Linked DNA regions of Homo sapiens: region 2 is linked to region 1. The links are chromatin loops, found by intact Hi-C in ENCODE. Cell type or tissue: Caco-2. All regions are shown on one strand. Links, peaks and the distances in the headings refer to the core of each region. The heading gives the core; the rest is flanking DNA. Region 1 overlaps FSIP2 (fibrous sheath interacting protein 2). Region 2 has its middle 65 kb from the start of FSIP2-AS1.

The links. Peaks named below come from ENCODE experiments on the same cell type or tissue, not always from the same donor. Only the 100,000 strongest peaks of a DNase experiment are listed, where the experiment ranks them.
Region 2: it touches region 1 in a loop (2.6-fold over the local background); 1 of 110 quality-filtered maps calls a loop at or near these places.

The regions. Positions count from the first base shown.
Region 1 is chr2:185,804,416-185,821,249 of GRCh38, reverse strand. It overlaps FSIP2 (fibrous sheath interacting protein 2), which reads right to left. Exons shown (of 23, transcript NM_173651.4): 17 at 12,117-16,834; 18 at 7,208-7,705; 19 at 5,779-5,879. Among named protein-coding and RNA genes, the nearest start is that of FSIP2-AS1, 13 kb to the right of the region's middle. In Caco-2, for the core only: no CTCF peak of the experiment used is centred there; no DNase peak of the experiment used is centred there.
Region 2 is chr2:185,856,921-185,873,754 of GRCh38, reverse strand. No RefSeq gene overlaps it. Among named protein-coding and RNA genes, the nearest start is that of FSIP2-AS1, 65 kb to the right of the region's middle. RefSeq lists enhancers at 8,035-8,743, 8,744-9,453. In Caco-2, for the core only: no CTCF peak of the experiment used is centred there; DNase peaks (open chromatin) are centred at 8,674 and 9,004; H3K4me3 peaks cover 910 bases.

The DNA of each region.
Region 1 (16,834 bases), core at 4,719-12,718:
ATAATTCAGTCTTGACAAGCTGTGTATTTCTAGGAATTTATCCATTTCATCTAGATTATCCAATTTGTTGACATACAATTATTCATAGTACCCTCTTATAATCCTTTTTATTTCTATAAACTCAGTTGCTATTTTACCTCTTTCATTTATGATTTTAGCTGAGTCTTTCTTTCCTTAGGCAATCTAGCTAAAGACTTGTCAATTTCGTTGATTTTTTTTTTTTTTTTTTTTTTTTTTTTTAACGAACCAACTCTTGGTTTTCTTGATTTTCTCTACTGTTTTTATTCTCTATTTTATTCCTGGTCTAATCTTTATTATTTCCTTCTACTTAATACCTTTCAGTTTGTTCTTTCTCTAGTTCCCTAAGGTGTAAAGTTAAGTTGTTGGTATAAGATCTTTCTTATTTATTAATGAATAATTTACAACTATAAATTTTACTCTTAACATTGTTTTTGTTGTATCCCTTAAGTTTTGGGAAGTTTGGTAAGTTCCCTCATTATTTCTTCTTTGACCCATAAGTTGATAGTATATTGTTTAATTTTCACATATTTGAGGGTGTTTTTGTTTTTCCTTCTGCTATTGATTTCTAGTTTTATCCCATTGTAATTTGAAAATATATTTTGTATATATTCAGACTTTTAAAATTTATTAAGACTCATTTTGTGGCCTAAGATATAATTTATCCTGGGGAGTGTGCTATGTGCATTTGAGAAAACTGTGTATTTTGCTATTGTTTTATATATGTATATATAAAACAATATATGTATATAAATTATAGATAGATAGGTTAAATAAATCTATAGTTTTATTCACATCTATATTAGTCTGTTCTCATGCTGCTATAAAGGTCTGCCTGAGACTGGGTAATTTATAAAGGAAAGAGGTTTAATTGAGTCACAGTTCTGTATACCTAGGGAGACCTCAGGAAACTTACAATCATGGTGGAGGGAAAGCAAACATATCCTTCTTCACCAGGTGGCAGGAAGGAGAAGTGCCAAGCAAAAGGGGGAAAAGCTCCTTACAGAACAATCAGATCTCATGAGAACTCACTCACTATCATGAGAAAAGCAGCATAGGAGTAATCACCCCAATGATTCAATTACCTTCCACCTGGTCCTTCTCACGACATGTGGGGATTATGGGAAGAACAATTGAAGATGAGATTTGGGTGGGGACATAGCCAAACCATATCAACATCCTCTATTTCCCAATTTTGTTTAGTTGTCTCTCCATGATTGAAAATGGCATACTGAAGTCATTTACTATTATTGTAGAGCTGTTTATTTCCTCTTCAATCTGTTAGTATTTATTTAATATATTTTGGAGCTCTGATGTTTGGTGCATGCAGATGTTCCTCAATTTACAATGGGGTTACGTCTCAAGAAACCCATTTTAAATGGAAAATATCATACATTGAAAATGCATTTAACACATCTAACCTACCAAACATCATAACTTAGCCTAGCCTACCTTAAATGTGCTCAGAACACATACACTAGCCTACAGTTTGGCAAAATCATCTAACACAAAGTATTAAAAATATCATATAATATATTGAATATGGTACTGAATGTGTATTGCTTTCACACTGTCATAAAGTTAAAAAAATTGTAAGTCAAATTTTCATTAAGCTGCAGACCATTTGTATATGTTTTTAATTATTATCTCTTCCTGGTAAATTGATGCCGTTATCATCATACAATGTCATTTTTTCCCCTCTCTTTTGGTTTCTGTTTACATGGGGTATATTTTTCCATTCTTTCACTTTCAACCTACATGTATTCTTAGATCTAAAGTGAATATCTTATGGATAACATACAGTTGGATTCTGCTTTTAAAATCCATTTTGTCATTCTATCTCTTTTGATTAAAGTGTTTAACCCATTTATACTTTAAGTAATTAGTAATAGAGAAGAACGTTCTTTTGCCATTTTGTTGTTTTCTGCATCTTACAGTTGTTTTGTCCTTCATTTCTTCCATTACTGTCTTCCTTTGTATTTAGTTGAACTTTTTAGTGACACATTTTGATTCAGTTCTCATTTCCTTTATGCATATTTTAGGAATATTTTCTTTGTGCTTACTACAAGGATTATGTGACTCTAATTTTTAACTGATACCAAGTAAACTTAACTGCATACAAAAACTCTACTTTTTAACACATTTGCCCCCTACCCATTTTATGTTATTGAGGTTCCAAAATTATATCTTTTTACATTCTGTATCCATTAGCATAAATTTATTATCTGTTTCATGCATTTGTCTTTTAAATCCTTTAGAAAATAAAAAGTGGATATATGAGCTAAATTATGATAATACTATTTTTTATATTTGTTAATGTATTTACATTTGTTAAAATTTACATAATTTCATATGGCTCTGAGTTACTGTCTAGCATCATTTCATTTTTCTTTTTAACTTGAAGAACTTTCTTTAGCATTTCTTGTCAGGTAGATCTAGTGTTAATGAACTCCCTCAGCCTTTCCTTGTCTTGGAATGTCTTAATTTCGCCTCATTTTTGAAGAACATTTTTTGCTGGATGTAGAATTCTTGTTTGACAGTATTTGTTTTTCTTTCAGTCCTTTAAATATATCATCTCACTGCCTCTTGGCTTGTAAGGTTACTAATGAGAAAATCACTAATAATATTATGAGGGTTATTTGTACATGATGAATCACTTTCCTTCTTCTACTTTAAAGATTATCTTTGTCTTCTGACAGTTTGATTATTATGTGTCTTGATATGATATTTTTGTGTTCATTCTGCTTGAAGTTTGTCAAGCTTCTTTTATTTGTGTATGTATTTCTTCAAATTTAGGAAGTTTCAGCCCTTGTTTCCTCAAATAATCTATCTGTTTCTTTCTCAATTTCTTCTTCTGGAATTTACATAAGGTGTATATTGTTCTGCCTGATGGTGTTTCAAAAATCCCTTAGGCATTGCTTACTTTTTTTTCAATCTTTTTTCCTTTTGGTCTTTAGACTTGGCAACTTCAAATGACTTGCATTCAAGTTCACTGATTGTTTCTTCTGTCTCTCCAAGTTTGCTATTGAACTTCTCCAATGAATTTTTCAATTCAGTTGTTATATTTTTCAGCTCCAGAATTAATTTTTAATTTTTATGAGCACATAATACTTGCACATTTGTATGGGTTACATGTGATGTTTTGATACAGGCATGCAAGTGTGATTATCAAGTCAGGGTAATTGGGGTATCCATCACCTCAAGCATTTATTACTTTTTGTGTTGTGTGTTAAGGATAGTCCAATTCTTCTCTTTTAGTTATTTCGGCATATACAATAAATTATTGTTAACTCTAGTTGCCCTAATATGCTACCAAAAGCAGAATTACTGTTTGGTTCTTTTTTATAATTTTTCTGTTAATATTTTAATTTTGTTCATACGTATTTTTACTAATTTCCTTAGTTCTTTGTCTACCTACAATTCTTGAACATATTTTAGATAGTTGTCTTAAAGTCTTTGCCATGTAGGTCCAACTGATGTGCTTCTTCAGGAACATTTTCTGGGTATTTTATTATTTCCATTTCATTTTCCCCATTTTTTGTATGCTTAGTAATCTTTTGTTCAAATGTGAGTATTTGAAATAATAAAGAAGCCACCTCTTCCAGTTTTTGCTGATTGATGTGGAAAATATTTACTAATTAATGAGACTTTGAGCCTTGGAAACAGTCCGAAGTGAAGATTTAGGTTTTTTTCAGATCTTTTCTGAGCATGTAGTTTTCAAGCCTGTGTTTGTGCTTCCCCAAACTCAGTTTTTCTGAGCTGCTTTTTAAATGATTTAATTTCCCAAAGAGTCACTTCCTGCTCCTTCTTCAGAACTTAGATATTCTGCTGTTGTATCTCTCTCTTCCCATAATTTCTGCCGAAGGTGTTTATGGTTCTGCAGTCCCTCTGTAGTTTTCATGCATTATGGCACCTATCCACTACTTTCTGTGGTTTCCAGGCTTAGAACCAAACTATAACACCATTGCCTATCTGAGTTCCTAGTCAGGTGAAACAAAAATAATTTCTTAAGAAAGCCCATAGATAGGTCAGAACAAGATCTACTCTGCTCTTTCCACCAAAGGGAGGAAACTGTAAATTGGGCTCCTTTCTCTTAACTGTGTTATACTATGCTGGGAGGAAGTTGGATCCAAGAGCAAGTTAAACTTCACAGATTTTTTTTAACTATTTTGAATGTGTTTTTTCCCTTTCTGTCTCCCTTGCTCCTTCCCTTTCTTCACCCCTCTCTCCCTCCCCTTCTTCCCTTCCTTTTCTTTTTTTCTTTCCTTCTTCCTTTTGTTTCTCTCTCTTCTCTCTCTTTCTCATTTACTCTTTTTTCTTTCTCTCTCTTTTCTTTCTCTTTCTTTCGTCTTCTCTCTCTCTCTCTCTCTCTCTCTGTCTCAGAGTTTCGCTCTGTTACCTAGGCTAAAGTGCAGTGGCAAAATCATAGCTCACTGTAACTTTGAACTCCTGAGCTCAAGCAATTCTATCACCTCAGCCTCCTGAGTAGCTAGGACTAGGTGCACATGACCATTCCAGCTAATTTTTTATTATTTTATTTTATTTTATTTTATTTTAGTAGAGTTAGGGTCTTGCTATGTCGCCCAAGCTGGCTTCAAACTCCTGGCCTCAAGCAATCTTCATGCCTCTGCCTCCCAAAGTGGTGGGATTACAGACGTGAGCCATCATGAGCAGCCAGCTTTTTCTTGATTGAATATTCATTTGGTTGCTGCAGACCGTTGTCCAGAGCTGTTATAAAATTGTGTTAGTCAGATTGTAGTTGCTTATGTTTTGTTTCCATGGGGAAATCAGAACCTTGAGCTTCCTGGTATTATCTTGCTCTAAAATCATTTTTATTTAGTATTATTTATGCCTGCTTTTTACTTCACTAATATAACCAATAAAGAGGTTCCAACATTACTAGCTATGTATGTTAAAATAACCTATTATGTAGGAGAAAAGAGACAATGGTGGGCCAAAAACAGATATCCCAAAATAAGGCCATGTCAAAAAAAAAATGCAATTCCAGCATGCTGAATGAAAAAAAAAAAATCACTAGATTTTTCTGTGTATAACATGAGTACTTCTCCCCAAATAAAAAATGTTATCTCTTCCAAGTTGTGTATAATTTTATAAATGCAAGCACAAATTTAGATGTTTTCACTATTCTTGATAGAGTTATGAATCAGATTTCAAGTCTACAGTGCACTTTGTTCCTCTTTGTCCCCTATAACTGTTATAGCCCATACTTTGCCCCTAGTGTCATCCAAACTTGGATTGTCTTTCACTTGTGTATCCTATCCATTCTTAAAGAGCCATGTCAAACTCCATTGCTTTCTACCATTTATCTCTGAATGCTAAAACTTATATTTCTTTCTCATTCCTTTGGATTCTTCTTATAGGCAATGACAGTAGCTTTCTTAAGAGAGCTAAGCATGAACACTTTTGTACTGATACTGCATATTTCATTTCTGGGCCATTACCTCTCTCTCTCAGGTTAGAAAATACCCTAATACATTAGCAAATACTTTATATAAGACACTGATACACTAGAAACTGGTTTGAAAACTAGGACATAGAGGCCAGGTATCTAAAAATAAAGGAACAGATAGCAAGAAGTGGCTTTGGAATTATTCACAGTAGGGTGCCACTGAAGGGAAGAAGTTGGGGAAGGTCTGAAGCTAAATACTTGCTCAATTACAGTTTTGCCAGGGGCCCCATTCTACTCATAAGCTCTACTTTATCAGATTTCTATATTTCTACTGCTTTAATTTCATATACCCAGTAGATGAAATGAGATCTTCTTGGTTGTATGAAGATGAACTCATAATTCTGTGTATGAAGTAATGTGTTGGTTCAGTAACAAGATTCTTTTCTTCTTTCTGGAAAAGGACAAATCAGCTATTACACTAAATGGAGTTTGGGATATATTTTCTTACCTTATGGCATTTTTTGCAGTATAATCTACATTTTAATGGAAAAAAGTTCCAGAGATTAGTTAAAAGATGGGTGTGGGCCCTATAATTCTAATTAAAAGGTGTCTTCCAATATAATTAACTTGAAATAGTTCAGTGAAGATTACCTAAATTATGACATTAGATTTTGAACAAATTTTAAACATAAACCTGGAACAATGTTTAAAGAGTCGAATTTTCTTCTAAACTTTAAAAATATTTGAAATCATATATTACTGAGGGCAAAAAGAGGAAGAACACAGATACAACTCTGGTCAATTAGGTACCTTGCCAGGTCAATCATCTTAACACATACTTTGATCTATTTGTTGCAAACTCATGTGTGCTTCTGAATTGACCAGAGTTATATTTATGCTATTTTCTATGGTTCATCTAAGCTTTTGTGTTAACCTCGGAATCACATCAAATGGATAATCAAGAGAATGGCCTCATCAGAAAATTAAAAGTTGTATATTCTCCAAAAACATGTTATGGTATGGAATTTCATGTATCCAGTAGATGAAAATAATTAAAATTAATTCTAAAATTAATTAGAATTACAGGGCTCATCCATCTTTTGACTAATCTCTGAAACTTTTTTCCATTAAAATGTAGATTATACTGCAGGACCAAACTCAAAAGGTCATTGAGACCCAGACCATCATTTGAGAATTTGGAGCCATCAACAAGAGATGTTTACCATGCTGACAGCAGAGTTTATGGGCTAATTGTAAGGGTGATATTTAAAATATATGAATTAACTTGTTAAGGTTGGATAAGCTGGTTATATAACTTACCAAAAGGTCAGCTAGCTACTGAGAGTTAGGATTCAAACCCAAACAATCTGAATTTCCGTGGATCTTATTTTGTTCCTCCTACCTCAGCCAGTCTTCTGGTGCTATTCTAGTAGCATTAGGCTCTCCACACAAAATGTTCAATGAGTGTTTACCAGCCAAAATACAAAAGGGTGGAAACCAACTGTTTTTAATAATTAGCTTACATTTTTCTTAACTGGTTTCCATTTTCTCTTTTCTTTGGGATTCTAATTAATCTAGTTTTTCCCCTATTACCTGCTTTCCCACAGTTGAGTTTCATAGCTGTACCTGGTAATAATTTCCCTTATCCTGTAAATATCACCAGGCTTGAGATTGAATTCATTTTAGCATTCTTTTCTGACTAATCAAGGTACATTCTTGGGCCAGATTTGTGAAGATGTCTCCCCTTTCTAGTCACTAACAGTCATGCTTATCACTTACCTTACACTGGGGCTTTTCCTCCCAAGATGAAGAGGCTGTTTCAGGCATCGTCTTTGGTGTGGCCATGTCAAGCTCAGCAACAGCTCTTTTAACATGTGTCTCCTTGGATTCTATTACCTGATTTGAGATTGCTTCAGTACTTTCAATATTTGCACTGGCTGTGGTCTGACAACATTTACTTAGTGACAAAAATTTTTTCAGGCTGCTCGTGCTTAGTGTTGACTTAGGAGAAAGTTTGCTTTGTATTGGCTTCTTGACTTCTTTCACTTGATCTTCAAATACTTTGATGCCTTCTTCTTTTGCAAAAGTCTGTGTTAAAACAACTTCATCTTCATCAGAATCTCGTTCCTCTTTTATGTAATTTTCCAAATACACTTGATCAATATCATGAGCTACTAATCGAACAATAAGATCATTTTTACTTTGAACATCTTTTAAGAGCTCCACCTTTGTAATATCAGGCTTTCTTATATTCTGAAATGAATTTCTAGCAACGGCCTGAAATTAAAGGTATAGCAAATATTAAAATCAAATGCCTAAATCACTTTCCTATAGTTCAATTATGATGTAGCTATTTTCTTATAATTTCTAGTTTTGATTTAAGTAATATCTTCAAATATCACTTAATTATATATTAGCAATATTTTTAAAAGAAATAAAGACAAATAACAAAAAAAATTTGTTGGCATGCATTTTTTTACATTTATTACATACCTTAATCTAATATAACTTAGTCCAAAAGTCAGAGCAAGGTTTAGCATAATTAATTTAATTACTTCCTCTTAGTCATGTACCTTGAAAGTTTTGTGACAGAAGTAGACAGGATAACCTATTTTCCAAAATCCTAGGTAAGGAATTATAGAGAAATCTAAATACACATATTTTCAAGAAAAAAGGGCAACATATTCACTGATCTTGATTTTCAAAAGTAATGAATACCCCAAATAATGGTTTTAAAATCTTTACTCCCTATTCCTCCACTTTTGATCTTTTGGTCATATTTCCCAAAAGATTCTTCAAAATATAAATCTTCATGTCTTCTCACTTCCTAAGTTAAATCTCAGTTTCCAATGTCAATGTTAAAGACAGATCAAAGAAAAGACAATTATAATTAAATAACAGAATTTCCCCATTTCTCTAGCTTTTGACCACGTCACAGAATCTCAAAATTAAGTTAATAATCTTAGCTCTCAGCCTCCCTTTGTAATATCATAAACCAGTTTTTCAGATAATGGTGCCTCAAAGGAATATCTGCAATAACAAAATATCAGAAGAACCTCTTTAAAATTTTTTAAAAATAAATTTTGATTATCTGTGCTATTGGAGGAAAACAGTGGTTTAGAAAATCCAAAATCATTTTATATTTTGGGATATGTTACTACCAGTGGTTTTAGTATGCATATGTCTAGTGTGTTAAGAATCTATGGTACCTTAAAACAGAGAATTAAGTCTTGAGGCAGAACCAACAAGAGTGTAGGGTTTCTAACCTAACCTTTCTTTCTCTTCACTGCTGTGTCCTTTTGTTGAAGATAGATAATATTGGTAGCCCGATTGGTGCCAATCACATGCCTTAACTGAGTTCCACATGTCTGCTTCTTTATTGTTTTATTTTTAGGATGGCTTATTTTTAGGATACAATGGAGGTACAGGCATTGGGCAAACATTCATGTTTGAAACGGGAGAAATTGGCCTGACAGAAGGGGCTACAGGCCTCAAACAAGTCCAAAACCCAGTAGTGCAATCATTATATCTTAAAGCTCCAAAATAATTTCCTTAGACTGTATGTCCCACATCTAGGGCACAGTGATGGAAGGGGTGGGGCTCTCAAGGCCTTGGGCAGTCCTGCCCCTGTGGTTTTTGCAGCACTGGTGGATACTCTTAGAGGTTGCTGAGTGCCTGAGGCTTTTCCACGCTGAGGGTGTAGGATGCAAGTGGATCTACCATTCTGAGGTCTGCAGAATGCAGACTTTCTTCCAACAACTGCACTAAGCAGTGCCCCAGTGGAGACTCTGTGTGGGATCTCCAACCTTAACATGCCCCCTCTGTATTTACCGGTAGAAGTTCTCTGTAAGGGCTCCACTCCTGCAGCAGGCTTCTGCCTGGGCATGCAGGTTTTTCCATACACCCTCTGAAATCTAGGCAGAGGCTGAGAAGTCTCATTTGCTCTTTAACTCTGTGTGCCTATAGGCTTAACACCACATAGAAACCACCAAGGCTATGCTTTGCAGCCCAAGCTGTAACTGGGCCCCTTTGAGCCACAGCTAGAAAAGTTGCGGTGGGAATGTGAGGAATGTTATTCTGAGTCTGCGGAGCCCATGAAACCATTCTTTGCTCCTAGGCCTCTAGAACTGAAATCAAACAGAGTGCAGTGAGGGTCTCTGAAATGCTTTTGAAGCCTTTTCTCCATTGTCTTGAACATTAGCTCTTAGATCTCTTTCAGTTTTGGAACTTTCTCTAAGAACTGGTAGTTTTACATCCATCTTGAATTTCTCTCAAAAAACAAACAAACAAACAAACAAACAACCTTTTTTTTTTCTTTGCCACATGGCCAGGTTGATTTTTTTTTTTTTTTTTGAGGTGGAGTCTCGCTTTGTCACCCAGGCTGGAGAGCAGTGGCATGATCTTGGCTCACTGCAACCTCTGCCTCCCAGGTTCAAGTGATTCTCATGCCTCAGCCTCCGAAGTAGCTGGGACTACAAGCGTGTGCCATCATGCCCAGCTAATTTTTGTATTTTTAGTGGAGATGGAGTTGGAGATCATGTTGGCCAGACTGGTCTCAAACTCCTGACCTCAAGTGACCCACCCATCTTGGCCTCCCAAAGTGCTGGGATTACAAGTGTGAGCCACCATGCTCAGCTAATTTTCCAAACTTTTATGCTCTGCTTCTCTTTGAAATATAAATTCCAAATTTAAGTCATTTCTTTCCTCCTGCATCTGAGAATAGGCTGTTAGAAGCATCTGAGAATAGGCTGTCAAGATGTCACATCTTGAATGTTTCATTTATGAGAAATTTCTTCTGCCAGCTATCCTAGGTCATCACTCACATGTTCAAACTCCACAGAACTCTAGGGCATGGACACAATGCAGCCAAGTTTTTGGTAAGGCATAACAAAAGTGACCTTTGCTCTAGTTCCCAGTAAATTCCTCATTTCCATCTGAGACCTCATCAGCCTGGCCTTCATAGTCCATATTACCATTGTCCATCAGCCTTTTAGTCACAACCATTTAACCAATCTCTAAGAAGTTCCAAACTCTCCTTAATCTTCCTATCTTCTTCTGAGCCTTCTAAACTCTTCTAGCCTCTGTCCACAAAAAAGAGGCTCTGTCTTCAGCCTCTGTGTGGAACTGGTGTCTTCCAGCACTAGTTCCAAAGGTGCTTCCGTATTTTCAGGTATAACGCCCCACTCCTTGGTACCAATTTTCTGTGTTAGGACATTCTTCCACTGCTGTAAAGAAATTCCTGAGAGTAGGTAATTTATAAAAAAAAAAAAAAAAAAAAAAAAAAGAGGTTTAACTGGCTCATGGTTCTGCAGACTTTACAGGAAGCATAGTGGCATCTGTTTTTGGGAAGGCCTGAAGAAGCTTCCAATCATGATTGAAAGCAAAATAAGTGCAGGCACATCACAAAGTGAAGGCAGGAGAAAAATAATGTGTATGTGTTGGGCAGGGTGCAGGGGAGTGACACACACTTTTAAATGACCAGATCTTGCAAGAATTCACTATTGCAAAGACAGCACCAAGCCATGAAGGGTCTGTCCCCATGACCCAGACACCTTCCACCAGGATCCACCTCCAGCATTGGGGATTACAATTCAACATGAGATTTGGGCAGGGATAAATATCAAACTATATCAGGGTGTGAAAGCTTAAAGCATTAATTAGCATGTTTACTAGCCTTGAGATTCAGTTTAGTGGGTTGCAGAAGAGTGCTGAAAAAATTTACTCTAAGCTTATGCTCCAGGAGGCATGGTTCTATAAAACTTTGCTAATTGTCCGGGCTACAGACTACATGCCTAAGCATACTCAGCCCTCCCACAAATGCATGCCATCAGTTAAAGGGATTTTAATAAAAATCAAAATGTCTGATGGATCAGTGCAACCTATCTGTTGGCGAGACAAATCTTTTGTCCTCAGTAATAGTTTCCTTGTAATAAGGACATTATTTTTGGCATTTTAAATTCCCGGTTAAAATATTTGGGAGCTGAGTATGGGGTTACAGGGGAGAGTTAGGTCTAGAGCAATAGGGAAGAGGCTCATAAAAATAGCAGCAATACTGCAGCTGGTTTTAAAAAAAACAAGTGTGTAAGTGGAAAGAAAATGGGTACATCTTGAGAGGCCAGGGCAAATGGGAAAGGCTAATATAATTGAAGTAAAATAGAACAAATGTAATCTAAGAGTTGGCAGTCCAACGTTTGCTGATGAGTGTTACTAAAAGGAAATGAGTATTACTCTGGTGCTTTAAATTTGAAAATTAAAACTATTTTAGATTATTCCACATATCCTGATATTCTTTTAACTGGCCTGTTTGAACACCTTTAGATATCCATAACGAACTAAGGAACTATACAAGTTTGCTGCTTTTAAATATTTAAATGACAATTATAACTTCTGTCAGTCTGGTTTTACTGTGAAGGGTATGTGCTTACAATCTCATTCTTAAAAAAAAACTTTCAAAAGGATTGTCTTAGGAAACTAGCCTGAGACTTTTAGAGTGAGCCACAGAACTAACATGACAAATCCTAGTAAATAATATGACTGTATGGATGAACTGATGCAACTAATTCTCCTATTGGGCTGAGAAACACCAACAACAATGAATGCATTTCCATATACTTATTTGAGGAAGGAAATCACAGAAGAACCATGTCTCACTATTCACTCATTTTCATGCCATTGCTTTTGCACTTACCTCTAGGGGTTTTACATCCAGTCTTCCAGTCTTATCCAATGAGGTACGTCTTTCTGTCTTTCTCTTTTCTAAATCAGGTGATCCTAAGGAGTAATTTCTCCCACTTATTGATGCTCTTCTCAGTTCTGCTATGCTATGTCCAGTTCTTTTCAAACACTCCTGCTTAAGTTTCTCAAGAGGTTGAGTTTTTATAGAAATAACTGCTAAGTGTTCTGAAATAATTTTTGGATCTATTTTGACTGGTTTTTTTCCAACATGTGGAACTATTTTAATTGGAGATTCCTCTTCAGATAAATTTTGATCTAACTTTTCTTGCTCTAATTCAGGAATCACATTAAAAGCATGTTCTTGGGCCTTTTGAACAATTCTATTAACGTCTAGCTCTCCAGAGAGATCAGCATTTGAAATTGTTGAGTTAATTGTATCTAATGGAAAACTTGAAACTCCATCAATAATTAAACTAGCCACTTTTTTAGGAAAGGCTGTATTTGTATCTTTTATATCATAATAAAATTCTTTGTTGGTTCCTGATTGTTGCAGTATGTTACTATAAACGGAATCGACAACCTGATAAATCCTTTCTGTATTTTCTGGATTTAAACAGTGCTCTTCAGGATCAGAAGCTATTAGACTAATGCTACTTCTGGAAATTTCAGCTGTTACCAATTTTGACAGTTGAGATGCAATTTTATTTAACTCAGTCTTTGATAAGTTTTTTTCATCTTTGCTTGAGGAACTTGGCAACCTTATTAGTTTAGCCAAGAACAAGGCCAACACCTCTTCTAAAAGTTTGGCATCTAATGTCAAACCTTTTCTGGATGAAGACTTTTCCTTAGACTTAAGTTCATCAATAATTTTGATCACTTTTTCCATAATTTTGACAGCTTCCAGAACTAATTCTGAATTTGATACTTCTTCCTCTACTTGAGGTTGAAATTCAGAATTCGAAATTGCATTCACCATTAAAAAGCCTATTGTATCAGAGAGGACATTGCTTTTACCCATTAAATCTTTAAATACAGAAGTATAAGAGCCAGAGTGCTTTAAAACACTGGTATAAATAGAATTAACTATGTTTTCAATAGTTGCATTATCAGCTACAGGCACAGTAGGTGATTCCTTGGTGGGTGGTACAAGTTTAATCTTACTTTTGGAGATAAATTCTTGGACTGAATTTAGTACTTTTGAAGTTATTTTTTGCATATCAGTCTCTAGAGATTTTGTTCTTTCTTTATGTACTTTTGGAAATATAGATAAAAGCTTTGATAAAAATTTCACAGCAATTTCTTCTATTATGTTATAAGACAGCTTATCAGCATGTGAAGGTTTAGGTAGGGGCACATCAGTAGTTTGGAAAACATCTTTAAGGATCTTTTCAACGATGTTTTCAACTTCCACACACTGATGTGGAGTTAGCTCTCCACAAAAATAGCTCTGCAGCTGATTGCTAGCCACTTCTCGTAGAACCAAGTCAACTATGTTTTCTGAAAGGATTTTGCATCCACTGGTTACACAATTTTGTATAATCTCTTGTGATCCAAACTGTGGCAAGAGATTATTATAAACAGACTGAACCACTAATTGAATAATTTCATCATCATCAGATTGTAAGGTTTCTACATACTGTATAGTCATATATTTATCTTGGGAGATCTCTGTTGCAACTGCACTTACTAACTTCATTTGAAGGAAATTCAGTTCTGTGGACAAATTGTCCTCAGGTTCTTTTGTTTTTGTGCTGGATATTGTTGAGAAAATTTTGGAGAAAAGAGCAGAAATCACATTCTCCAAAAATTTATGAGGTAATATTATTGTATATGGTGATGAAGTTTGACATTCTTTGCTGGCTGTTTGGGCCAACTTTTGGACCTTTTTAACAACATCCTTAGATTCCAGAGGCAAACATGCTGAAACTGAAACCTCATCACAAAATATCAAGTTAACCTGACGTTGGAAAATTTCATTTATCACTGCACTAGTTAGTCTTCTTGCTAAATTTTCTCCATTACTGTTTATATTCTTCCAAATAGAGTCTTGAGATCCATAGTCATTTAAAATATTACAAACAGAGGAGTGAACAACTTTATTGACCAATGTTTTGTCAATTGATGGTATCTTATCTGAAGAAGGTTTTCTCATCATTTTATGCATAGGTGGCATTTTATCTGCAGATTTTATCTTAATGCTGGATGGTGCTTCATCTGTAGTTGGCTCTTTATACCTTGGAGGTACTTTAGGAACTGAAGACACTTTACCCCCAGGGAACTGATTTCCCTTATCTGGCCTGAAAACCTTAATTTGAGCATCTGAGAACTCCTTTAACAGTGAATTGATGAGTTTCATAGCAGTGTCATAGAGTTTGGCTTGATTTTGCTTATCACTAACATTTTGACATCTATCTTGTATTTGTGTTTCTGGTATAGAAGAAAAGATCAATTGTTTAACCATCTCAGTAATAACATCTTCTAAAAACTTAGCGGGAAAAATTCCAGGTTTACTTTCTCGTTGGTTTTGAGGATCATCTGGTTTACTGGGTTCACTTTTAATCTCCTCTCTTACTTTCTCTTTTTCTCTCTCTTCCTCTTCTTTTTCTTTGGCAGAGATATTTTTGTTAGTTGAGGAGGATACTTTTTTTGTTGTAACAGACTGTGCCGAATCCCTGCTAATCTCTTGAATTACATTTAATACATTATCACCTGGGGGGCTTTGGTCATAACTGAGTTTCGAATAATATGCTGGTTCTGGAGAAGAAGATAGTTCTAAAACATCTTCAAAAATATTTTCAATGACATTTTGAACATGTTCATAATCTGAGTGGTGTTCCTCATCCCTACACGTTTGTGTTGGAGAGTCTCTTCTCCCCTCATTGCTTGATGTTCGAATTCTTATTTCCAAAGTATCTGTTGTAGTCCCTAGATTTCTCTTGGACTTCAAGGAGGATAACTGAAAGAGCTTGTCATCTTTTTTAAATGAGCTTTCCCTTGCATTGTCAATCTTCTTTTTATAGCCTATTTCAGAATCTGATCCAAGTACTTCCTTCTCATATTCTGTATCATCAATTATTAATGAAAAATGTGTGTATATCTCATCATCTTTCCCTTTTTTATCTGTTGGAATTAAATTTCTTTTCTTCTCAATTTCATTATTATTAAATGTTTCACTCAAATTTGGCTCCTGAGTATCTTTACTTTTCACAGTGGTAGTTGAAGTAACTTTTGATACATTCTCACTATGTTTTTGAGTACAAATTCCCACTTTATTTTCATCCACTTCCTTTTTATTTGTCACACCTGTAGCCAACCCTGATGTTAGGTTAATCATGCCGCTTTTCATAATTGCATTTATAGAGCTAAGTACTGGATTTTGGATGTCACCTTTTTTCACTGATGTGTCCTTGGTTTTAAAACTTTTCTTTCTATTCATTGTACCTCTATTTATTTCCAAAGTGCTCATCATGTTTTTGCAATCTGGGGTGGAAGAAGTATCTTTATATGATTGATCTGGTAAAGAAAGTTGGTTCTCTTTTGCACATCTGCTTATTTGTGTAAAGGTGTTTTGTGGTAGGTGTTGAACCCTTTGGGTGATATTATCTGGATTTAGAAATGAAAAGAAGGTGGAAGACCAGTCTCCTGAAAAAAGTGGTTGAATCCTGAATGCAGATATTGCCTTCTGGGTTAGAGCAGCAATCATCCCTATAGCAATGTTACTTTCATCACCTTTTTGAATATCATGAGATGTGCATTTTTCTATGAACTGTTCATATACAAAATTGGATATTTTATCAACTGTCTCTTTATCAATTGGTGGAAAAGAAAACATTTTTTCAGCATTTGGTAAAACTTTAATATCACTTTTCTTAAATTCCCTTATCAGAGAATTTGCAAGTTTTAGAGCCAAGCCCATAATATCTAGCTCTGCCATTTCATTTTTCTTAGAATCTTCAGTAATAATGAGGAGAGAACAAAATTTGTGAACAAGGTCAATGATTATGTCTTCCAAAAATGTAGCTGAATAGAGAGAAGGCTGTGTCTTTTCTTTACCAGATTTAGCAAGTTCAGAGACATGGTCATAATCAGATAAGTCACTGAAAGATGATTCTTCACCATGTAAAAATGGCTGTAAATGATGATACATGATTTCTTTCATAATAAAACCAGCTAATTTACTGAGGAATGAGCATCCTTTTTTGTCTGCATCTTTTTGTACTTCAGCTTGGAATTCAGATGTTTTCAAAATATTATTACATATGGAGTCGACCAAATTTTCAATAGGTTCTAACTGCATACTTTCTGCATTATCCTCTGCCATGGAAAGTCGAATCTCATGTTCAGAAATTTCTTTTATAATTTCATCAGTCAATTTTGAAGCTGCCTCCACAAATTCATCATCCGGTGGAAACTTTTTCTCTTTTAGTTCATTTTCAGTGTGAGTTGAAGGGAAGACATGCCCTAGAAGCCTGTAAACCATATCTTCTAAAAGAGAATGAGGCAACACAGTAATATATGGTGGCAAGGCATGGCTATCCTTTGTGATTATGTTAAGCACATTTCTGATGATATTATCAGCTTGGGGATACGAATAAGAAGAAGACTCTAATTCTCCTGAAACTAATGACTGCACTTGATAATCATATATTTCTTCCAATAGCAAATAATATATTTTCCTACCAAAACATATTGTGTCACTTTGTATAACCCTATGTATTTGAATCAGAGATT
Region 2 (16,834 bases), core at 4,279-12,278, 53 kb before region 1:
GGATTGAAAGCCTGTGATATTTGAACTATGAGCTATTGAACTATGAAGTGTATTGAACTATGTAGTGGCAAATGTAGCTCCAAATAAAGGAGCTCCAAATTTTGAGTTTTTTTCTTCCCATTACCACAGAATAATAATGTAGTGGCTGACTCCCGCCCCCCAAAAAATATTCTCCCCAAATTAACTCAGTTAGGCAGCCTTGTGTTTGTATTCTTTTACTTCATCTTTGCTCTACACATTTCCAAAACAGTGTGAGAGTGGTAAATGTTTCTTTTTCTCACTCACAGCTCTATTCAAGTTAGAATTGCCTTCTTTTCTCGATTTGGTGTGTACTCTCTTACTGATAAATTATTCAGGAAATTTTCAAATCTTCCTTAACACCTTTTCCTAGTCTTTCATATTCAGTATTATAAAAAGCTTTCATAAATACTATTTTTAAAAGGTTCTACTGTTAGTCATACAAAATTCTATTTTCATTTATATTAATCTATTTTTGGCTTGATATAATAACTGAAAATTGTAACAGCTACATATGCTAACAGTAACAGAATTTATCCTTTATTAATTTAGTGCTTACCTCATGTAATGCTTGTGGACTAACTTGAATGAGAATATGTTGCTAGTATATCTCACATTTTATTAGACTCTAACTTGTCACAGGGTTTTTAAATGTGTTGGCTTTGAATATTTATTATGAATTCATTAGAAGAGAGTTTCAAAGCATGATTTGCATCTATGAAAGTCTTGAAACTGAGGATAAATTATTAACATTGTCTTTTTGTTCTTATGTAGAATTTTGTTTGTTTAAATATTAATAATCTTTCAGTGAAATGCAATTAAATTTTAATTAGTTTGTGTAAATGAGTTAACCATATTGATTATTGTGCTGTAGTAAACATCAGAGAAATGCACTTATCACCTAATATGCTGTATTAATAATTAAAGATGGACTTCCAGCTTATTCAAAACATAGCATATAAGCATAACCTTTAGCAATTCACACATCAGTTTAGAATGTGACAATTCGATGAAAGACACTTAGACTATCCAATAAATTCATCAGAAAATGAAAGGTTTTTTTGTTCATTTTTCTCTTTGTCGTGTTTATTTCACTTGGAAAATGTATTTATAAAATCGTGACTGTAAATCCAGAAATCTATAAAGAAAGTTCCTAAATTGTTCCCACTTTATGTGGTTGTATAACCTATTGTTTGAAGGAGTATTGCAACTAAGAAGCTAGAAAGCTGTGTGAGCTAGAAATACAAATGAAATTCCTGTTTCAGAATTTACCTACCCAAATGCAAGTGATGTACTGAAAGAAATGCAACTTGCAAGTATGCATTGTTATATAATTCTTTTAGTAAAATTGTTAAATTTACCATAATTTCAAGCATTTCTGTGGTTAATGATGTTTGAAAGTTTTGGCATTAAAACATAAGATATTACTTAACCTTAAAAATAATATTATTTAACATTAAAAACCATATGAAAATAAATGATAAATAAGGAATGATGATTTCCATTCTACTAAAAATTTAATTTTATTTATTAATTTTAGAATCACGAATACTTTACAAAAGAAAAAAATAAGTGATACTCAGAGTTAACATAATTGTTTTGATTCCCCATAATTCATTTCAGACTTCAGGCATATTTATAAATGTTTCTTAATATATCTTGATATGTGGCCTCCAGATTCGTTTCAACAATGTTGATATAATAGTCATTTATGTTCCAATTTTCATTAGTATTTAGCCATATTTTTATTATAAAAGATATAACATTTATATTTCATTTTCTGAGAATTTGTTATTGTAATTTCTACAGAACTGGTTTCATATTTAAAAATTATTTAGTTTGGTACATTAGATATGCTTTTAATGTACCTTTCTATTATGCATTGCTTACATTAGTCATATCACTTTTTACAAAGTATTGTGATTATCAGTTAATGTGTCTTTCTTGTGTATTATAGTGAGCCAAAGCTACAAGTGTTCTACTTATTCTTGTATCACCTCACTGTGCACAGTGCCTGAGACATAGTAGAAACTCAGTAAATATTTCACATAATCTCCTTCAGCACATTAAATAACATTAAATGTAAGTCCAAAATCCTATGTGGGATTCTGTTTAGTTTTTAACTTAGTTTTTGAGATCATAAGCATAGCACTTGTAGTTCTTAAGTACTGGAGTTAAAAAGTCATTACCACTCTCTTGTCTCTCTCACATCTGATCCTTCTAGGTGCAAATGGTAGTATTCTTTAAGGAAGCCACTGTTCCCACTGGGAGTAACTTATCCCATCAACATAACCCTTTTCTATGTTTTCTGGAGTGAAGAGAACTGGTTAAATCTTTTAGCTACGTATAAACTGACATAAATGAATAACGAAGTGTAAATGATATGACCCTTCCCTAAGTGTATTTATTTATTGTTTCTTTTATCACCAGAACTCTTACAAGTCTCCAAATTTGAGGTTTCACCTCACATGAAAAGATCATAAGACTTTTCTGCAGTAGTTCCCTTAGCTGTCATTAAGTGCCTTTGAACGTAAAATTGCATATCTGTTAATTCTCCTATTGATCTAAAGAGACCTGGGTGTCTTAGATGAACCCGCATGAACCCTCATTTTCTTTCAACGTGACATTATGGGTTATTTGAATTCTCCAGAGGAGAAGTGAGACATGTGAGGTTGCATGGAAATTTAGGTCATGCTTTTATTTGATCAAATTTAAGATTACTTTGTATCAGGTTTTCGTAAGTGGTTTATACACGTTAAATCATTTTATCAATGTACCTCTTACATCCTCCCCAAATGACCTATCTGCTGTCACTTTCTTAAAATTTCAGTAAGAACTTTGGAAATAAGATGTCTCTTAGAAATTCCAAATGTGTTGATTTTATTTCACCAAAGTAAAGAAGATAGTTATCTTATGTATTATCATAAACAATCTCCCTCACAAAAATAGATTTCACTATAATTTTGAACTTTTGGGGGCGTAATTAGCATTCCTATAAGTGCAACAGCATAAAAACATGTAATTAAGACAACAGTATTTTAAAATAATATTGGAAAATTTATGATTTATGTAGAAAAACTTTTTTTAATTTATTTTATTTATTTATTTATTTACTTATTTTTATTATACTTTAAGTTTTAGGGTACATGTGCACATTGTGCAGGTTAGTTACATATATATACATGTGCCATGCTGGTGTGCTGCACCCACTAACTCGTCATCTAGCATTAGGTATATCTCCCAATGCTATCCCTCCCCCCTCTCCCCACCCCACCACTGTCCCCAGAGTATGATATTCCCCTTCCTATGTCCATGTGATCTCATTGTTCAATTCCCACCTATGAGTGAGAATATGCGGTGTTTGGTTTTTTGTTCTTGCGATAGTTTACTGAGAATGATGATTTCCAATTTCATCCATGTCCCTACAAAGGACATGAACTCATCATTTTTTATGGCTGCATACTATTCCATGGTGTATATGTGCCACATTTTCTTAATCCAGTCTATCATTGTTGGACATTTGGGTTGGTTCCAAGTCTTTGCTATTGTGAATAATACCGCAATAAACATACGTGTGCATGTGTCTTTATAGCAGCATGATTTATAGTCCTTTGGGTATATACCCAGTAATGGGATGGCTGGGTCAAATGGTATTTCTAGTTCTAGATCCCTGAAGAGTTGCCACACTGACTTCCACAATGGTTGAACTAGTTTACAGTCCCACCAACAGTGTAAAAGTGTTCCTATTTCTCCACATCCTCTCCAGCACCTGTTGTTTCCTGACTTTTTAATGATTGCCATTCTAACTGGTGTGAGATGGTATCTCATTGTGGTTTTGATTTGCATTTCTCTGATGGCCAGTGATGATGAGCATTTTTTCATGTGTTTTTTGGCTGCATAAATGTCTTCTTTTGAGAAGTGTCTGTTCATGTCCTTCGCCCACTTTTTGATGGGGTTGTTTGTTTTTTTCTTGTAAATTTGTTTGAGTTCATTGTAGATTCTGGATATTAGCCCTTTGTCAGATGAGTAGGTTGCGAAAATTTTCTCCCATTTTGTAGGTTGCCTGTTGAATCTGATGGTAGTTTCTTTTGCTGTGCAGAAGCTCTTTAGTTTAATTAGATCCCATTTGTCAATTTTGGCTTTTGTTGCCATTGCTTTTGGTGTTTTGGACATGAAGTCCTTGTCCATGCCTATGTCCTGAATGGTGATGCCTAGGTTTTCTTCTAGGGTTTTTATGGTTTTAGGTCTAACATTTAAGTCTTTAATCCATCTTGAATTGATTTTTGTATAAGGTGTAAGGAAGGGATCCAGTTTCAGCTTTCTACATATGGCTAGCCAGTTTTCCCAGCACCATTTATTAAATAGGGAATCCTTTCCCCATTTCTTGTTTTTCTCAGGTTTGTCAAAGATCAGATAGTTGTAGGTAAGCAGCGTTATTTCTGAGGGCTCTGTTCTGTTCCATTGATCTATATCTCTGTTTTGGTACCAGTACCATGCTGTTTTGGTTACTATAGCCTTGTAGTATAGTTTGAAGTCAGGTAGTGTGATGCCTCCAGCTTCAATCTTTTGGCTTAGGATTGCCTTGGCGATGCGGGCTCTTTTTTGGTTCCATATGAACTTTAAAGTAGTTTTTTCCAATTCTGTGAAGAAAGTCATTGGTAGCTTGATGGGGATGGCATTGAATCTGTAAATTACCTTGGGCAGTATGGCCATTTTCACAATATTGATTCTTCCTTCCCATGAGCATAGAATGTTCTTCCATTTGTTTCTATACTCTTTTATTTCCTTGAGCAGTGGTTTGTAGTTCTCCTTGAAGAGGTCCTTCACATCCCTTGTAAGTTGGATTCCTAGGTATTTTATTCTCTTTGAAGCAATTGTGAATGGGAGTACACTCATGATTTGGCTCTCTGTTTGTCTGTTATTGGTGTATAAGAATGCTTGTGATTTTTGTACATTGATTTTGTATCCTGAGACTTTCCTGAAGTTGCTTATCAGCTTAAGGAGATTTTGGGCTGAGACAATGGGGTTTTCTAGATATACAGTCATGTCGTCTGCAAACAGGGACAATTTGACTTCCTCTTTTCCTAATTGAATACCCTTTATTTCCTTCTCCTGCCTAATTGCCCTGGCCAGAACTTCCAACACTATGTTGAATAGGAGTGGTGAGAGAGGGCATCCCTGTCTTCTGCCAGTTTTCAAAGGGAATGCTTCCAGTTTTTGCCCATTTAGTATGATATTGGCTGTGGGTTTGTCATAGATAGCTCTTATTACTTTGAAATACGTCCCATCAATACCTAATTTATTGAGAGTTTTTAGCATGAAGCTTTTTTGAATTTTGTCAAAGGCCTTTTCTGCATCTATTGAGATAATCATATGGTTTTTGTCTTTGGCTCTGTTTATATGCTGGATTACATTTATTGATTTGCGTATATTGAACCTGCCTTGCATCCCAGGGATGAAGCCCACTTGATCATGGTGGATAAGCTTTTTGATGTGCTGCTGGATTCGTTTTGCCAGTATTTTATTGAGGATTTTTGCATCAATGTTCATCAAGGATATTGGTCTAAAATTCTCTTTTTTGGTTGTGTCTCTGCCCGGCTTTGGTATCAGAATGATGCTAGCCTCATAAAATGAGTTAGGGAGGATTCCCTCTTTTTCTATTGATTGGAATAGTTTCAGAAGGAATGGTACCAGTTCCTCCTTGTACCTCTGGTAGAATTCGGCTGTGAATCCATCTGGTCCTGGACTCTTTTTGGTTGGTAAACTATTGATTATTGCCACAATTTCAGCTCCTGTTATTGGTCTATTCAGAGATTCAACTTCTTCCTGGTTTAGTCTTGGGAGAGTGTATGTGTCGAGGAATTTATCCATTTCTTCTAGTTTTTCTAGTTTATTTGCGTAGAGGTGTTTGTAGTATTCTCTGATGGTAGTTTGTATTTCTGTGAGATCGGTGGTGATATCCCCTTTATCATTTTTTATTGTGTCTATTTGATTCTTCTCTCTTTTTTTCTTTATTAGTCTTGCTAGCGGTCTATCAATTTTGTTGATTCTTTCAAAAAACCAGCTCCTGGATTCATTAATTTTGTGAAGTGTTTTTTGTGTCTCTATTTCCTTCAGTTCTGCTTTGATTTTAGTTATTTCTTGCCTTCTGCTAGCTTTTGAATGTGTTTGCTCTTGCTTCTCTAGTTTTTTAATTGTGATGTTAGGGTGTCAATTTTGGATCTTTCCTGCTTTCTCTTGTGGGCATTTAGTGCTATAAAATTCCCTCTACACACTGCTTTGAATGCATCCCAGAGATTCTGGTATGTTGTGTCTTTGTTCTCGTTGGTTTCAAAGAACATCTTTATTTCTGCCTTCATTTCGTTATGTATCCAGTAGTCATTCAGGAGCAGGTTGTTCAGTTTCCATGTAGTTGAGCAGTTTTGAGTGAGATTCTTAATTCTGAGTTCTAGTTTGATTGCACTGTGGTCTGAGAGATAGTTTGTTATAATCTCTGTTCTTTTACATTTGCTGAGGAGAGCTTTACTTCCAAGTATGTGGTCAATTTTGGAATAGGTGTGGTGTGGTGCTGAAAAAAATGTATATTCTCTTGATTTGGGGTGGAGAGTTCTGTAGATGTCTATTAGGTCCGCTTGGTGCAGAGCTGAGTTCAATTCCTGGGTATCCTTGTTGACTTTCTGTCTCGTTGATCTGTCTAATGTTGACAGTGGGGTGTTAAAGTCTCCCATTATTAATGTGTGGGAGTCTAAGTCTCTTTGTAGGTCACTCAGGACTTGCTTTATGAATCTGGGTCCTCCTGTATTGGGTGCATATATATTTAGGATAGTTAGCTCTTCTTGTTGAATTGATCCCTTTACCATTATGTAATGGCCTTCTTTGTCTCTTTTGATCTTTGTTGGTTTAAAGTCTGTTTTATCAGAGACTAGAATTGCAACCCCTGCCTTTTTTTGTTTTCCATTGGCTTGGTAGATCTTCCTCCATCCTTTTATTTTGAGCCTATGTGTGTCTCTGCACGTGAGATGGTTTCCTGAATACAGCACACTGATGGATCTTGACTCTTTATCCAATTTGCCAGTCTGTGTCTTTTAATTGGAGCATTTAGTCCATTTACATTTAAAGTTAATATTGTTATGTGTGAATTTGATCCTGTCATTATGATGTTAGCTGGTTATTTTGCTCGTTAGTTGATGCAGTTTCTTCCTAGTCTCGATGGTCTTTACATTTTGGCATGATTTTGTGGCAGCTGGTACCGGTTGTTCCTTTCCATGTTTAGCGCTTCCTTCAGGAGCTCTTTTAGGGCAGGCCTGGTCGTGACAAAATCTCTCAGCATTTGCTTGTCTGTAAAGTATTTTATTTCTCCTTCACTTATGAAGCTTAGTTTGGCTGGATATGAAATTCTGGGTTGAAAATTCTTTTCTTTAAGAATGTTGAATATTGGCCCCCACTCTCTTCTGGCTTGTAGGGTTTCTGCCGAGAGATCCGCTGTTAGTCTGATGGGCTTCCCTTTGAGGGTAACCCGACCTTTCTCTCTGGCTGCCCTTAACATTTTTTCCTTCATTTCAACTTTGGTGAATCTGACAATTATGTGTCTTGGAGTTGCTCTTCTCGAGGAGTATCTTTGTGGCGTTCTCTATATTTCCTGAATCTGAACGTTGGCCTGCCTTGCTAGATTGGGGAAGTTCTCCTGGATAATATCCTGCAGAGTGTTTTCCAACTTGGTTCCATTCTCCCCATCACTTTCAGGTACACCAATCAGACGTAGATTTGGTCTTTTCACATAGTCCCCTATTTCTTGGAGGCTTTGCTCATTTCTTTTTATTCTTTTTTCTCTAAACTTCCCTTATGGCTTCATTTCATTCATTTCATCTTCCATTGCTGATACCCTTTCTTCCAGTTGATCGCATCGGCTCCTGAGGCTTCTGCATTCTTCACGTAGTTCTCGAGCCTTGGTTTTCAGCTCCATCAGCTCCTTTAAGCACTTCTCTGTATTGGTTATTCTAGTTATACATTCTTCTAAATTTTTTTCAAAGTTTTCAACTTCTTTGCCTTTGGTTTGAATGTCCTCCCGTAGCTCAGAGTAATTTGATCGTCTGAAGCCTTCTTCTCTCAGCTCGTCAAAGTCATTCTCCATCCAGCTTTTTTCCGTTGCTGGTGAGGAACTGCATTCCTTTGGAGGAGGAGAGGCGCTCTGCGTTTTAGAGTTTCCCGTTTTTCTGTTCTGTTTTTTCCCCATCTTTGTGGTTTTATCTACTTTTGGTCTTTGATGATGGTGATGTACAGATGGGTTTTCGGTGTGGATGTCCTTTCTGTTTGTTAGTTTTCCTTCTAACAGACAGGACCCTCAGCTGCAGGTCTGTTGGAATACCCTGCAGTGTGAGATGTCAGTGTGCCCCTGCTGGGGGGTGCCTCCCAGTTAGGCTGCTCGGGGGTCAGGGGTCAGGGACCCACTTGAGGAGGCAGTCTGCCGGGTCTCAGATCTCCAGCTGCGTGCTGGGAGAACCACTGCTCTCTTCAAAGCTGTCAGACAGGGACATTTAAGTCTGCGGAGGTTACTGCTGTCTTTTTGTTTGTCTGTGCCCTGCCCCCAGAGGTGGAGCCTACAAAGGCAGGCAGGCCTCCTTGAGCTGTGGTGGGCTCCACCCAGTTGGAGCTTCCGGGCTGCTTTGTTTACCTAAGCAAGCCTGGGCAATGGCGGACGCCCCTCCCCCAGCCTTGCTGCCGCCTTGCAGTTTGATCTCAGACTGCTGTGCTAGCAATCAGTGAGACTCCGTGGGCGTAGGACCCTCCGAGCCAGGTGCCGGATATAATCTCGTGGTGCGCCGTTTTTTAAGCCGGTCTGAAAAGCGCAATATTCGGGTGGGAGTGACCCGATTTTCCAGGTGAGTCTGTCACCCCTTTCTTTGACTTGGAAAGGGAACTCCCTGACCCCTTGCACTTCCCAAGTGAGGCAATGCCTCGCCCTGCTTCGGGTCGCGCACAGTGCGCGCACCCACTGGCCTCCGCCCACTGTCTGGCATTCCCTAGTGAGATGAACCCGGTACCTCAGATGGAAATGCAGAAATCACCCGTCTTCTGCGTCGCTCACACTGGGAGCTGTAGACCGGAGCTGTTCCTATTCGGCCATCTTGGCTCCTTCCCCGAAAAACTTTATATGACCAATTTAAATTAGTTTGATGCAAATAAAGGCTCAGAAGTTATCTCTATGAAGTTTGAAGAGATTAGTGACTTTGACACAGTTAAACACTTCTATGATATTTCAATGTAAACATTTCGAAACAGTTTTTAAAAGATGACTTTGTCTTTGGCTAGCAGGTTGATACTGCCTCATAAAATGAGCTTGGAAGTGTTCGTTCTTCTTCTAGTTTAAAAAGAGTTTAAGAATGATTGTTGCTAATTATTCTTTGAATGTTTTGCAGGATTCATCCATAAAGCCATAAGTCCTGAGTTTTTTATGTTGTTGGGAGGTCTTTAATTAATAATTAAAATTCACTTGTTATCTGTTTTGGCTTTCTATTTCATCTTAATTCAGTTTTGGTAGGTTGTAAGTTTCTGGGAATTTATTCTTTTTTTATAGGTTATCTAATTTGTTTGTATATAAGTGTTCCTAATAGTTCCTTATGATTATTTTTATTTCTTTGGCATCTGTTGTAATGTTGCCTGTTTTATCTCTGATTTTGTTTATTTGAATCTTCTTTTTTTCTTAGTAGAAGAATTTGTTGATTGTGTTTTTCAAAAAATTCTTAGTTTTTTAATGTTCTTCTAAAGCTTTTTATATTCTCTATTTGGTTTATTTCTACTCTGATCTTAATTATTTTATTCCTTCTGCTAACATTGGGTTTAATTTGTTTTTTTTTTTTTTTTTTCTAATTTCTTGAGGTATAAGGAATTAGAGAGTAAGGCATAAAGTTAGGTGGTTTATTTAAGACCTTTCCTGGAGGGAGGAGGCTAAGGAAAAAAAGACCTTTCTTCATTTTTAATGTAGGCATTTATGTCTATACACTTCCCTCCAAGTAATTAAGAGATACTTTTCCTGCATTTCATTAGTTCTGGGATATTGTGTTTGTTTTCATCCGTCTGAAGGTATTTTGAAATTCCCTTTTGACTTCCTCTTTGGACCTATTGATTGTTTTACTTAGTTTCTTTGTGTTTATGAATTTACCCTATTTCTTACTGTTGTTATCATTCTAGTTTTATTTCATTGTGATCAGCAAAGATGCTTGGAAATTACAGGCCAATATTGCTAATGAACATAGATGTAAAAGTCCTCAATAAAATACTAGCAAACCAAATTCAGTAGGACATTAAACGTGTTACATGCTATGAACAAGTGAAATTTGTCCCTGATGTGTTAGGCTATTCTTGCGTTGCTATAAAGAAATACCTGAGACTGGATAATTTACAAAGAAAAGAGGTTTAATTGGCTGATGATTCTATAGGTGCTGACATTACTTGGCTTCTGGGGAGGTGTCAGGGATCTTTGACTCATGATAGAAGGTGAAGTGGGAGCCTGTACGGCATGGTGAAATTAGGAGCAAGAGAGAGACAATGTTGGGGGATTGGGGAAGTGCCACACGCTTTTAAACAAAAGTATCATGTGAACGCAGATAAAGAGCTCAGTTTCCAATATCCAGGATCTCCTTGTAAATTTGTGGCTAGTCCCTTCTGTGCACCAATTATGACCGCAAACTAGTCCTAGCAGAGTTGTAGGTTTTCCCCTTTATTTCCTGCTGAGTTTGCTATTATTGATGAAAAAATCACTGTGGGTTTCTGCATTTTGCCCCAAATAAAGTGTGCCCTTTTTGACAGCAAAGCTTCTGGTTATGGTGGTTAGCCATACCCTGAGAAAACTGTCCTTCCACCTGACAAAGATCAAGAGAGAAGGAAGAAAGCAGCTTCACACAAAACAGACGTTGTTCTTACCTGATGCTCTGGCAGGTTATCATGAATAATCCCTTCTCACTTCCTTGTTTCCTCTTTGTCTATTTCCGGATCCTTGATAAGATTTGTTCTGATAATTTTGTTCAATTTTATACTTGTTTGGGGGAAGAAGATTCATTAAACTCCTGAAAGCTCTAGTCAAGAATCTATCCACAGCATTTGTAAATTTACTTAGACAATACTCTGGCACTCATAGAGAAAACATTGGTCTCTTTGTCTTTCTCTAGTTGTTTTATTATTTCCCTTGACCTCTAATGGGCTCTCACTCTGCTCATGGGAAAATAAATTTCTTAATTCACTACATTTTAGGTTCTTCTTGTTTAAGTAGTCTCTGGTTATATATTCAGACAATTAAAAAACTAATCAGAAGGCAAATAGTCTTTTGGAGACATTCCTATTGATTTAAATAAATATTAAGTCAATTGGGTGTCTTCCAAGATTATAGCTCCTAGATTGGTCTGGTTCTCACAGTGGTGACCAGTGGGTTGTGTCTGGCAAATTTTAATCATTTTAGACACCATAATGGTAACCACCAATGAAATCCTTCACCCAAATCTTTGGGTTTGGTCACAAAGCTTAAAGTTGTCTTATACTCATAATAATGTTTATGTGTATATATTAATATTTGTGTAGGTGCATTTAAATGAGTGCAGGTTTATCAAAATCCCTAGCATTGCTAATTTGTAATTATTATATTTTTTGCTTTTTTTGAAACTTTATACTATATGATTTTTAAAATTTAAGAGTCTGATATATTAGATTTAAGAGTTTTGTAAATGTTAGGAAGCATATGTTGACTAGATTTAGATGTAGATGTATTGAATTCTTGAGAAAAATGGACTGTTTTTTTCATGTAGTCTGAAATGTTTTAAGGAATTAATAAAATTTTTAAACCATGGTAAATGTTTAAGGCAGTTTTCCACTGTCCAAATGGTAAGGTAATTGAGCATGAAACAAAGAATACAAGTAAAAGTAAGCACTTGTAACACAAATTAGTATATTTACAAGTGACCATACCAGATTGTAAATTATGTTTACAAGTTTGAGGGAACTTAGATTTATAAAATGAATAAGTTGAATACTAAAGACAAAATACAAGCTATAAATCAGGGAATTTGGGGGCCAGTAGTGCAAGCACTCTAGTATAGTTGACTCAACAAACACTTGTCTCCCAATTAAAGAATCTAACACATTAGCAGAAATTTGATGCATAGAAAAACAGGTATCAAGAAAATAAGTACAACTCAGGTAAACAGCAATGGGGGAGGAGATGAAAAGGTGAGGTATAGATAGTGACCATAGTAGGGAGTCAGGGAATGGAGAAATGAGAAAGTAGTCAGCAGAGATTGAGGGACTGAACACTGGCTTCCTCAATGTATTATCAAGACCTCTGTCTTGCCATATGTATAACTTACATCTTAGATTTATATTTTTAAATTACTTTAACTGAATGTAACTAGCAGATCAAATCAGATCCTCATGGATAAATGAAGGTGAATTCACAATTCTGTGTAGAAAGCAATGTGTTGGTTCAGTAATGTCTTCTTCTTTTGGAAATAAATACAAGTCCAGTATTATACAAAGTAGAATCTGGTATTATCTAGGGGAAACAGCATAGAATTTACTTGTATTTTTATATAATAGCATTTCTGACCATGTTGCAGAAAGAAACTGCACATTGGAATTGGTCATGGAATCTGTGCTTTTGAAAAATAGAGTATGAGATAAACTTGTGCAAGAAATTGGCATTTGGACAGCTGAGTTTGGGGCAAGGTAATAGGGGAAAGAAATAGGGTACATAATGAGGACGTGAAAATGTAGGGCTTATATAATAAAAGCAAAATAAGATAAAGTGAAAGAAGTCTAAAGTTTAAAGTCTAATTAATGTTAAAATATGAACAGTATTACTGTGGAACATTAACTTTGAGGATTTAAAACTATAGTAAAGATTCATTTATCTGATATTCTGATTACTAGCACCTTTGCGCTCCTACTGTGCTATGATAATAAATTTCATGACAAAGAGCTATAGAAACCAAGAGATCACATTTCTCCTACACAGCCAATGAGGATTAAAATGTCAGTCAGTTTTACTATATTCCCATTACCAGAGCCCAGTTTAAGGAAGGCAGTTGATAATGTCTCACTACACACTCATTTATTCTCATCACTACTTTTCTCATTTACCTCTAAGAATTTTACATCCAATTATCTAGATTACTCAGTGAGATAGGTCTTTTGTTTTCTTTTCTTCTTAACTCATTCTAGGAGCCAGCATTACTCAGCCTAATAAGTAACTCTTTCCATTTAGTGATGCTCTTCTCAATTCAATTGTGTTATGTCCTGTCCTTAATAAATACAACTGTCTTCAGTTTCCCAAGAAGTTGAGGATTTTTTTTTAATTTTATTGTGGCAATACTTGCCATTTTAACCATATTTAATTGTAAAATTCGGTAGCATTATGTTCATAGTGTTGTGCAGCAATCAACACTTCCAAAACTTTTTCATCATTCCAAACAGAAACTCTGTCTATTAAGCAGTAACTTTCTGTTCTTACCCTCAAACTTAGCCCCTGGTAACCTCTCATCAACTTTCTGTCTGCAAGTTTGCTATTTTAGATATCTCATTTAAATGAAATTATATATTTATCATTTACATCTGGCTTATTTTACTTAGCATAATGTTCAGAAGGTTCAACTATGTCGTAGTATGTATTAGGGCTTCATTCCTTTTGATGGCTAAATAATATTCCATTGTATGTATATATGACTTTTTTTGTCCATTCACTTGATGATAGATTTTTGGGTTGTTTTCACCTTTTGGCTATTGCAAATAATACTCCAAGGAGCATTAATGTATAAATATTTGATTGAGTTTATATTTTCCCTTCTTTTTGGTATATGCCTAGAAGTGGAATTGCTAGGTCATGTAATAATTCTGCATTTAGCCTGCATTTAGCAATATATGTGTTCCAATTTCTCCACATACTTGACAAAACTTATTTTCTGTTTTTATTTTTATTTTGTTTATTTATTTTTAGTAGTTATTCTAGTCTGCATGAAGTGGTGACTCATTGTGGTTTTGATTTGAATTTCCCAATAGTGTTGAACATCATAGCATGTGCTTTTTGCTCATTTGTATATTTCCTCTGGAAAAATGTCTATTCACCTCCTTTGCCCAGTTGTTTTTTCCTTTTTGTTGTTGAGTTGTAGGAGTTTTTACAATATATTTTGGATTTTATACCTTTATCAGATGTATGATTTGAAAATATTTTCACCCATTCTGTAAATTGTCTTTTCACTCTCTTGATATTGTTCTTTGATATACCATTACTATACAGTTTTGATTACTGTAACTTTGTAAAAAGGTTTGAGATTGGGAAGTGTGATTCCTCTCACAATGTCCTTCTTTTTCAAGGTCTGGCTATTTGGGACCCTGTATAGTTTCTTATGAATGTAAGCATTAGCTTTTTTATTTCTGCATAAAAAAGCTATTGGAATTTTGCTAGGAATTATGTTGAATCTGTAGATCACTTTGAGTAATATTGACATCTTAATAATATTGAATCTTCCTACCCATGAACTAAGGATGTCTTTCCATTTATTTAGCTCTTCTTTAATTTCTTTCAGCAATGATGTATTCTTTGTAGTGCCTTTCATCTCTTTAAATTTATTCCCATGTATTTTATTTTTTTAGATGCTATTGTAAATGGAATTACTTTCTAGTATAGTTTGGATGTTTGTCCCCTCCAAACCTCATATTGACATTTGATCTAGGGCCTGGTGGGAGGTGTTTGGGTTATGGAGGTGAATTCCTCACGAATGGCTTGGTACCTTCCCCACAGTAATGAGTTTATGTGAGATTTTGTTGTTTACATGAGGCTGGCATGTCTCATTCCCTTTTATGCCATATGGCACACCTGCTCTCCCTTTGCCTTCTACTATGAGTCAAACCTTCCTGAGAACTCACCAGAAGCTGAGGAGATGCTAGTGCCATGCATGTATAGCCTGCAGAACCTTCAGCCAAATAAAACTCTCTTCTTTATAAATTACCCAGTATCTTTTACAACAATGCAAAATAGACTAATATACATTCTTACATTAAAAAATATTTATTTCAGGTCCGTAGAAACATAATTTGTGTGTGTGTGTATGTGTGTGTGCGCGTGTGTGTATCTTGCATAATGGACATTTGCTGAATTTGTTTGTTAGCTCTTTTAGCCTTTTTGTGGATTCTTTTGGATTTGCTATATACACAGAATTTTTCTTCTCATCTGAAAATAGACACAGTTTGACTTCTTCCTCTCCAATTTCGATGCATTTCATTTTTGTAAATGTCTAATTGTTCTGGTTGAAATTTGTAATAAGTTGTTGAATAGCTGTGGTTAAACATTAAAACTTTCCAACAAAGAAAAGTCCAGGAAGAGATGAATTCACTGGTGAGTTATACCAAACATTTAAGAAAAAATTAACACCAATTCATCTCAAAATCTTAAGAAAATAAAAGAGGAAAGAACACTTCTTAACTCATTCTAGGAGGTCAGCATTACCTAGATATTAAGCCATATAAAAACATTACAAGAAAACAAAATTAAACACTGATATTTCTTGTGAATATAGATAGGGAGAAAACTAACAAAAATGCTATAAAACTAAATTTGACAGCATATTAAAAAGATTTTAAACTACAACTCAGTGGGGTTTATCCCAGAAATGCAAGGGTTGTTCAAATTAAGAAAACCAATCAATTTAACACACCATGGTAGGGGTTAATAGCACTCCCTCAAAATAGTTAAAGTTTCAATCCCCAGTAACTTATAATGTGGCTTTATTGGGAAATAGGAGTCTTTGTTGATGTAATTACTAGTTAAGATGAAGTCACACTGGAATAGGTGGGTCCCTAAACCAATGTAACTGATGTTCTTATTAAAAAGGAATGTGATGTGAAGAGAAAGACACACACCAAAAGGAAAATACCATGTGAATACTTGTGTCAAGACAAGCAGCTACCAGAAGCTTGGAGAGAAGCCTGGAACATATACTTTCCTGTGCCTCCAGAGTGAGCACAATCATACCAGCACTTTGATCTCAGCATTCTTGTCTCTAGAACTGGGACAATAGATTTATATTTTTTCACCCATTTAATTTGTGGTACTTTGTTATAATAGCCCTAGGAAACTAATACACGCCACATTAATACAATTAAGAGGAAAAACAACATGGTCATCTCAATTGAGGCAGAAAAGACATTTGACAAGAACTACTACTCTTTCATGGCAGGAACCATCAGGAAACTAGAAAAATAAAGAAACTTCATCAATATAATAAAGGAGATTTATAAAAATTCCGAAGCTAGCATCACATTAGTGATAAAGTTTACTCAACATTTCGTCAGTCTAGCTAAAGGTTTGTCAATTGTGTTGATATTTTCAAAAACACAATTTTCTACTTCATTGATTTTATTATTTGTCTATTCTCTACTTTATCTCTACTCTAATCCCTTATTTCATTCTTTTGAATAGCTTTGAGTTTATTTTGCTCTTATTTTTCTACCTCAACATGTAATGTTAAGGTTATTGATTTTATATATATTATTAATTAATGTAGACGTTTACTGCTATAAATTTCCCAGTGAGCACTGCCTTTGCTGCATTCCACAAGCTTTGTTATGTTTTGTTACTATTTATTATAATTTTTCTAAAAATTTATATGAATTTTCTGACCCCCATTGTGATCTCTTCTTTGACTCTATTGATTAATAGTGTGTTGTTTAACTTTCAAATATTTGTTAAATTTTTCATTTTTCCTATACTTATTGATAACTAACATCATTCCATTTTGTTTAGAAATGCTACTTTGTAAAATTCTACATTTTAAAA